2 separate regions of the Mus musculus genome follow, and region 2 is linked to region 1. A link is a contact called in ENCODE Hi-C data. All regions are on one chromosome and are shown on one strand. The core of a region is the stretch at or near the end of the contact, and the rest is flanking DNA. Distances in the headings are between cores, read along the strand shown.

Region 1 (4,037 bases), core at 1,495-3,994:
TGTTCCTGTTCTAAGGCAGCTCCTGGAAAATGACTAATTAAAAGTGAATCTTCTGCATCCTGGGTTGGGGCCAGCCCTTCAGAAGAGGCCTGACTCAGCAGCTCAGCTGAAGAAGTTACTCCTTCTTCACATAAACATTCCTTCTCAAGTTCAAGAAACATTTGCACAGAATCTGTGTCAGAGAGCTGCTCTGCTTCAACAGGGCACTGGAGCCCTGAAGTCAGACCCTCTAGCCCCTGATCAGGTCTGTTTTTCACCTCACTGATAACAGTGTCACCTGCAGGCACACAGGTGCAGTCAGGGGGAGAACCCCTGGGGACAGAAGCAAGCTGATCCCTAGTTGGCTGCAGGTCAACAGAGCAGCACATCTGATGAAGAGCGAGGTGGTCAGAAGTTCCAGAGACAGCCACACGATCCGACCCATCCTCTACTGCTGGTACTGAGTTTGCTTGGTCACTTTCTTCAAGGGGATCTGCCAAACTAGTCTCTTCATTTGTAACAAGACTCTTTCTTTCCTCTGACAATTTCTCTTCCTCCCACTCCTCCTCTGCCTCCATCATGATCCATCGCTCATCCTCCTCAAATTTTAACTCAGACTCTGTTTTTTCTCTCAGGCTAGGTGTTATAAGCATATGCAATTCTGGATCCAACAGCTCTTCACTCAAGCAAGGAGAGAGAGGTGGTAGTTCCACTGCACAGGCAGTGTCCCCAAGGGGATACTGCTTCTCACTGAAGCCTCCCTTGGAGGAACTTTTCATGGCCCTGGGCCAGGTTGCACTTGAGAATCTGTGCTCCTGCATTTCATCTGTGTTACCACTTGCTGCTGCAGCTTCTGAGCCCAGAGGCTGGAATTCATGGGGAGAGCTCTCACTGTGCTGTTGGAATTTGAAGTCCTGGCAGTCTCTCAAATTTTTTACATTTTGCACTTCTGGAATATCTACAGATTTGGACATGTGTTCCAAAGTAACGGACTCAGACTGAGGTTCCCTGTGGTCAAAGTGACCAGAACTTTCTGTCAATGCAGAACTGGATTCTTTTTTCTCTTGCAAGGAAGGATTTGAAGCTCCAGCTTCTGATACTTCACTGAGAGAAGCCTCCATCCTTTCTGCAAATTCTGGGAAGTTGGGTGGCATGAAGGACTTCCACGATCTCCTGTTAACATTATCTTTGCGTTCTGCATTTGGCCGACGTCTGGGTGGCACGGGTGCTGACTTCTGCACATCACTGCTTAGCTTTAATGCATCAAATATTATCCTCTCATCCAGCTTCTTGCCTTCTGGTCCTCTAGCTTCAAAAACATTAGATGATGCTCCTAATGTACCATTGCTGGATATGGTACTTCCTTCCATCTTCTCCATGGTGCTTTTTGACGTCTGATTAAGTTTTGACCCCTGGTCAATCTGTTCATTTATCCTCATTGTATCGTATATAGACCGCTGTGGAACATAGCAATCTTCTATATAGCCATCCTCATCTTCCCCTTTACCCAGGCAGGTAGGGTTCCGCCTTAAACAGTCTGGCCTGCTAAGTGGCTTACCCATACTTTTTCAATAAAGATGAACCATCAATCTTTCAAAAGTTTTTTTTCCCCGCCACGGGTTCTCTCAAAATACATTCTACATGAATTGTAAGTCCTCTTACATGTTTATACTCCAAACCACCAATTGCATCTGCCTTTCAGAAAGATCTGGAAGTTCCCAATTTGAAACCATTTTGGGAGAAACTCTAATAAGACAAACAGGTTTTCCCTCACAGGCTAGCAGCCTCATAACTGCAGAAAGACAAATGATATTATTTAATCAATAAACATAAAACAAATACTTGTATGGCTTCTGGTTTTACTTTTCTAAAGCCCTTTCAAATTCAGTCAGCAAAAAAATCGTTTGATATTGACAAGTCTTATTCAATATCTAGTTTCACTCGATTCGCACCAAAGCTGAGTTGGAAGCAGAAAATGTATACCAACTATGTCCTTTATAACAATGGCACACCCTCTCTAGCCTTCAAGTATGGTCCAAGCTCCTAAGAATTCCTTTCATTTTATCCTGTGTTCAGCCCTAAAGAGTCCAGCTGGTCTGAATTAGCCATTCGTCCTCTCTAGTTGGGTGTTTGCATTTGAACAGGGCTGGTCAGCGGATATTCCTGCAACTTTAAACACAGGAAGTCCTTCATTCGGGGCCAGCTTGGGGCTTCCTGTCTCCAAAACATCATGGCATTGTTGTGGCTTCCAAGCCAACACTGTATCGTGGCCGCAAAACAAGGCGAGTGGAGGCCCACGCTGGGCCTTTCAGAAGGCGGGCAGGCTGCGGCAGCGGCCAAGAGGCAGTCTGGACTCACTTAGCACCGCCCGCAAACCCGCGCCATGCCTCGCGCCCCGGAGGGCCAGGGTCGCCTCACCGCAACCTTGCAGGTGGCTCCCGGCGGGCCGGCCTTGGGTCTAGCGCTCAGGAAGTTAGTTTGTCCCTCCGGCAGCAGTAAGTCCCGTGTCCTGTGGGCGCCGCCTCCCCGGCCACTGCAGGTCCCCGGCCCCCAGCCGCCGCGTCGTGGGCTGCATGACAAGCAGTCGCCTCTTTTCTCCACCACGCCGCCGGCCCTGCAGCCGTCCTCCCCGCCCGCAGCTGTCACGGTCCCGGCATGCAAACTTCTGGCCGGGAACAAAAGGCTCCGCTCCGGCCGCACGAGGGGGGCGAGCCCGCCTCTCTCACGCCGCGCGGCCCGCTCACACGCCGCTGGCTGGAAGTGCTCGGGTGGCGGGCGGATCTCCTCCCCCTTCTAGCCCCGCCACAGCCGCTGCCCCGCCCGGGCAGCCCCCTTGGAAGCCCGGGAGCGCGCGGCGCCGACTGCTAGGGAGGAGGACGGGGGCGGGGCCTATAGGGAGCCCCGCCGGGAGGGGAGGGGGCGGAGGCAAGGATTGGAGGCCAAGGCGGCGAGGGAGGGGCTTCCCGGGGTTGGGGCGAGGGACTCCAGCTCATCCCGCACCCCCTCTAGCTCACTCCCTCCTCACCCACGGGAGTAATAGTGTCCCCGCCTGCGAGGGTGAGAGGAGAGGGGCAGTCCTGGTCATGCCGGGCAAATCCCCTGACAAAGGAAAGCCCCGCCCTCACAACGCTGGCCCGGCCCCTCCGCCCCCGCTTCTTTCCAACCGGCGGGATGGGAGCCCAGCCCAAGGGCGAACCCAGAAGGGGCGCCCCCGCCGCCCCCACTACCAGCCGGTAGTGGCTAGGGCCACTCGGGGGCCCCATCTGCCGGTAGAGACGTACGGGCTGGGGTGGGCGGTCTGCACTATCCTAGGCTCCAGCTTTGCCGCCAACGACTATCCCTGTATTTTTCCAATGTCACCTCTGGCGCTGACCAAAGAACAGGCTAGCCTTAAACACAGTCTTTTCTTGGCATGCCAAGGAATTAAGTTAGACTCAGGAACCAAGTTATTGGATAAACTCTAGGCACAGTTTCCCTTCTCAAGTATGTCAGATCTTGGCCCATTTCGCCACCTGGATTTCTCTGCTCAGACTTCAGCGGTCTTAATGACCGGAAAATGGGGTGCGGGTTGCAGGGCAGTGGAGACTCTAGCAGGAACAGCCCATGACCAACACCTGGATTGGCTATAACCGCTGTGCACGTCCAAGGAAATCTGAGCCTCTGAAGGGCTAGATGAAAAGCATGAGTTCATATTTCAAGTCTCAAGAATGAAAATATTAGAGAAATGTGTTACACAATCCTGCAAACTACGTTCTGGATTTTAGGAAAGCTATCTAGAGACCCTGTAATTGTTAAGAAAAGTACAAAGCAACCCAGAAGACTGCCTGCCAGAGGTAGCTTGCATCTCTTTGAGGTGTAATACTTGACTCCCTTTATGATGGTCCCTCGGATTTCATGAGGATGAAAAAGGTCAGTTAAAATGTACAAAGTCCTGTTGGCCCAAGTAGTTAATATAGATGATAAAACTTATGAGAAAGTTATTTCTACTCTTCACACAAACAGTAAATAAAACGAGTCACTGGTGTGTGGAGATTTGGCAGTGAAGCTTGGAGCTAAGC
Region 2 (4,404 bases), core at 581-3,080, 35 kb after region 1:
AAACCAAACCCCGGTCACCTGAAGAACAACTAAAGCTCTTAACTCCTGAACCATCTCTGCAGCAACCCTCTCACCATTTTGACAAGAAACTATGCCTATCCTGGATATAGTGGCATATGCCTTTAATCATAATGCTTTGAAGGCAGAGACAGGAGGTACTCCGTGAGTTCTGTAGACAGACTGGTCTACATAGTGATTCCTGGACCAGCCAGAGCTACACATTAAGACTTATAGAAGTCTCATAAAAGGAAGGAATGAAGGAAGGGAGGGAGGGAGGGAGGGAGAGGGAGGGAGGGAGGGAGGGAGAGGGAGGGAGGGAGAGGGAGGGAGGGAGGGAGGGAGAGGGAGGGAGGGAGAGGGAGGGAGGGAGGAAGGGAGGAAGGGAAGAGACAGACAGATAGATAGATAGACAGACAGACAGACAGACAGACAGTGTTCATATAGTCAGCCATTACAAGACAATGGTTTAGTCAGCCAAGAAATGCAAAAAGGGGGCTGGAGAGATGGCTCATCAGTTAAGAGCACTGACTGCTCTTCCGAAGGTCCTGAGTTTAAATCCCAGCAACCACATGGTGGCTCACAACCATCCATAATGAGATCTCCCTCTTCTGGAGTGTCTAAAGACAGCAACAGTGTACTCAGATATAATAAATAAATAAATAAATAAATAAATCCTCAAAAGAAAAAAAAGAAAATAAATGCAGAAAGGATACTGTAGAATTTTTCAGAACCTTCTGTGTCATTTGTTGACATTTACTTATTAGCATGTATTGTTGGCTAGGCACCCCTACTAAGGAGATAGAGTGGAACGAACAGGTTTACAACACTTAACTTTACTTTTATTTTTTAGGGGCTTTTGCCTTATTTATCTGTTCATTTATCTTCTTTAAGTTTCTGCCTTAGCCTCCTGAGTACTCCATGAGTCTCCATGCCTGATTTTATGACAAAGCTTCAAGAGTTTGACTTATCAACTGCATTATCATATAATAAGTGTTATTACAGAAGTAGCAATAGTTAATGAACTCTGGGAGCACAAGAGGAGACAAGGAGAGAGGGAAACACTGAGTTAAAGCAGCAGTTCACAGTATGAAAAAGGAGAGAAAATAATCAGAAAATAAAATACTGACACTACACATCCCACGCAAAGCCATATTGAATTGTTGCCAAATGAAAAATGCATCCAACAGTCAAGTGCTGAGAAGGTGTCAAGTGGGGATGATAATGCGTAATGATTGGGCAATGAATCTCTGAGAGGAAGCAGGAAGGAGCCTTGGCCATTTTTCCCCAGGGAGGGATGGAAGTCTAGTGAGCACAAGGCCTTCACAGGCTTCCCACAGGAAGTGACATGCTTTAGGGCTTTAGAGAAAATAGGTAAGAGGTTTTTGTGCATGATGTCCTTAGTTTTTTTTAATTATTTGGATTTGAAGGGAGTGGGGCAAGAAGGGTATTAATACCTATGTAATACATAGAAATTTCCAGAATAAACCACCATGGTGGTTGAAATAAAAAAAAATAAAAAAAGAAAAAGGAGAGAAAATAATCAGAAAATAAAAGAGAAATCAGTTATCTGAAATGTATAGACATCGAGACTACATTGTATAGTTACTAAGGGAACCTTATGTTGGATTATAGACAGAGCTCAAGCAACCAAAGAAAGGTTAAGAACAAAGGACCAGGCAACGCCAAGTCCCCAGGATATGACAGTCTGCCAGAGAAGTCGGGCACTAATCATTCCAGAGCAGGGGTGTCTGAGCTTTTAGTGCCTTGCTCTGCGAGACGACCGAGAGCTGCCTTATCTTGATTTTACCTCCACCCTACAGAGCAGCAGCAGAGCAAGACAAAGAGTCATCAGTGTCTAGCAAGCTCACATGCACCACGCTTCAAACTGACAGGCAGGCAGGCACTGCTTGTCAAATCAGTCATTAATCACCCTTAATTGTTTACGATTTCAGACTTAAAACAGAATATTTAAAAATTTTCAGAGGAATACAAGTGACATTTGTTGGACATCATGTGAACAACAACTACTAAGCTGCTTGGACCTGAGAACTTAACATGTGGAATTAGTAGAGTGTATTAGGTTTCTTTCATTTGTGGGGAACTTCATTTTAAGAGAATTTCAAATTCTCTTAGAGTCCATTTTGTGAAAGTAACCAAATTCCTCTCTTTCATCTGCTCTAGCTCCAGCCTGCTTCTTTGCGAGGGAAATGACAGTCACTAAGCTAGTTTTCAAGCCTGTGCTTCTCCCGACGAGCCAGAATTCTAGTTCCCCACCCCCACAGCTTCCTGACTCCATGTCTGGTCAGTTGCTCATGTGCAGCTGTCTAATTCTCAAGCATGAGTAATAATGATTCTCAGCCCTGAGATGAAAATGTAAGCTTCTCAAGAAATAGAGTTAACCAATCCTTTTTATGATTTTTTTCCCAAGACAGGGTTTCTCTGTGTAGCCTTGCCTGTCCTGGAACTCACTCTGTAGACCAGGCTGGACTTGAACTTAGAAATCCGCCTGCCTCTGCCTCCCAAGTGCTGGGATTAAAGGCATGCACTACCTCTGCCCGGCTTTATGAAGTATTTTAAATTTCTTACACATCATGACAGGCATCTAAGAATAGCCTGTGCTGGTTTTTTGGAAACTATGTTTCAAGTAGCCTAGGCTGGCTCAATCTTAATGCTCAGCTGAGGCACAAATTTCTCCTAAGTATTTCTCCTAATGTCTTTAGGTATGTACCACCATGCCCGACTTTGGGTTTGAAACAGGAGATGTTACTATGTTCAGTTCTGGGTAGGGCATATGGAACCACACCAAGAAAGGAATTCTGATGTGGACAGATAAACTGAATTTATTATGCCACCCCCTATCACATCTGGAGTTCAGTTTGTATAAACTTTCAAACCACTGTCTAGCCAGTTTGCTGGGGACCCTATTGTTTACCTACCTTCAAGTGTTCAATCTGCTTTTCTAATTCCTTAGCACTCACGAAAGTCTTTGCAGGAGGAACATTCCCTTCAGTTTCTTTCAGCCATTTCTGGAAGGTTCTAATCAGTTTCCGGAATTCATCCAACTGCTCCTGGCAAGTGGATGCATCTTTCTCTCTGTGAACAAAGATTTTTTATTATTTACTCATCAGAGGAGATTTGTAAAATGGACTTGAACTAAAAAGTAGGTTAATCCTGGGACTCTAGGCACTAAATTCCTAACAGGGCCCTTCCTTTCCATAGTAAGTCTGGCTTTATACACAATGTAGAAAAGCATCAAACTCAAGAATCATTGCCCTTCTTTGGACATTTTTAGGGAAAGAAGTCTTTAATCTTACTCTAGGCTAAAGCGAAAATGAGAAAACGAAAGGAAGCCTGCTATTTAGATACTATGAGACAATGGAAAGAATGTTGGCTTTGGATCTCCAACCCAGCTCTGTTATATTTTCGGTATTTGACTCTTCCAACACTCCGAGTTGAACTCGAGGGTCTGAGAGATGGGCCAACGGTTCACAGCACTTACTGCTTTAGCAGAAGACCTGGGTTTGGTTTCCAGGATTTATATGGTGGCTCACAATCATATGATTCTCATTTCAGGAGTCTTCCTCTGGCCTCTGGGGGCTCCTGTATGTACGTATGTACATACATATGTATGTGTTTCATATAAACTCATATAGCTACAAACACACACACACACACACACTCACCTGACTTGAGTGCTGAATTGAATGCTGAAAAAAGTTAGATGATTGGCCATGAGCTACACATGCTCATAAAGAAAATAAATCAAGGAATCATTATATCTTTCAAGGACTAATCCAGAGATCCTGGTTCTTCACGTAGTTTTCAACAGTGAGGAAGAGAGAAACAAAGCCCCCAAGGCCACTGTCCTCAGCCAAGCTACTCAATCCACTGCTAAGTTTTCATTTACTTTTGAGACAGGGTCTCTTCTAGCCTATGCTGGCTTCAAACTCACTTGTTCCATATGCAGCCATGTCTGGCTTTGAGTGTTTTAATGTACCTTCTGCTCCTACTCTGAGTGCTGGGATTGCAAGTGTGTGCCATAACACATGGTTCTAAGTATTGGTTTGACCAGCAGTTTTCCTCTAGCCATCAAGGTGGCTGCCTGTTAAATCAATATTACAATTGCTTCTAAACCAAGAAAAGAAGTCTTATCCATGGTCTTAAACCCATGTGTGGCTTCTAATGGAAAATAATGAGTTTTCAATAGTAAACTATAATCTGCAAGCATTTGTCATACATTATTGTATTTGTGCTAAAAGAATCCAGACATTTCTCTTAAATGTTATCCAAAAGATATTCATGTGTACATGTGTGTGCCTGTTTGTCTATCTGTGCACCATGTGACCTAGGAGGCCAAAGAGAGCACTGGATCCCCTGAAATTACAGTGTGGGTTCTAGCAACCA

What was found. A loop is a pair of places that touch in the nucleus more often than their neighbours do.
Region 2: a map of heart shows a loop between it and region 1 (3-fold over the local background). The contact joins the enhancer-like site here to the promoter of D830031N03Rik in region 1. A Hi-C loop is called at or near these places in 8 of 37 maps with a recorded cell type or tissue (adrenal gland, gastrocnemius, heart and 1 more).

Annotation. Positions count from the first base shown.
Region 1 is chr4:123,409,167-123,413,203 of GRCm38, forward strand. It overlaps D830031N03Rik (RIKEN cDNA D830031N03 gene), which reads right to left and starts at 2,745. Exons shown (of 1, transcript NM_001167918.1): 1 at 1-2,745. The coding sequence starts at 1,541. The region is part of intron 57 of Macf1 (microtubule-actin crosslinking factor 1); the gene reads right to left.
Region 2 is chr4:123,445,166-123,449,569 of GRCm38, forward strand. Macf1 (microtubule-actin crosslinking factor 1) reads right to left here. Exons shown (of 98, transcript NM_001199136.1): 50 at 2,937-3,093. Among named protein-coding and RNA genes, the nearest start is that of D830031N03Rik, 35 kb to the left of the region's middle. Within about 2 kb of position 1,831, at least 1 of the 3 ENCODE cell types and tissues checked has a DNase peak (open chromatin) inside an H3K27ac peak, as active enhancers do; it is heart, where a contact is called at or near this core.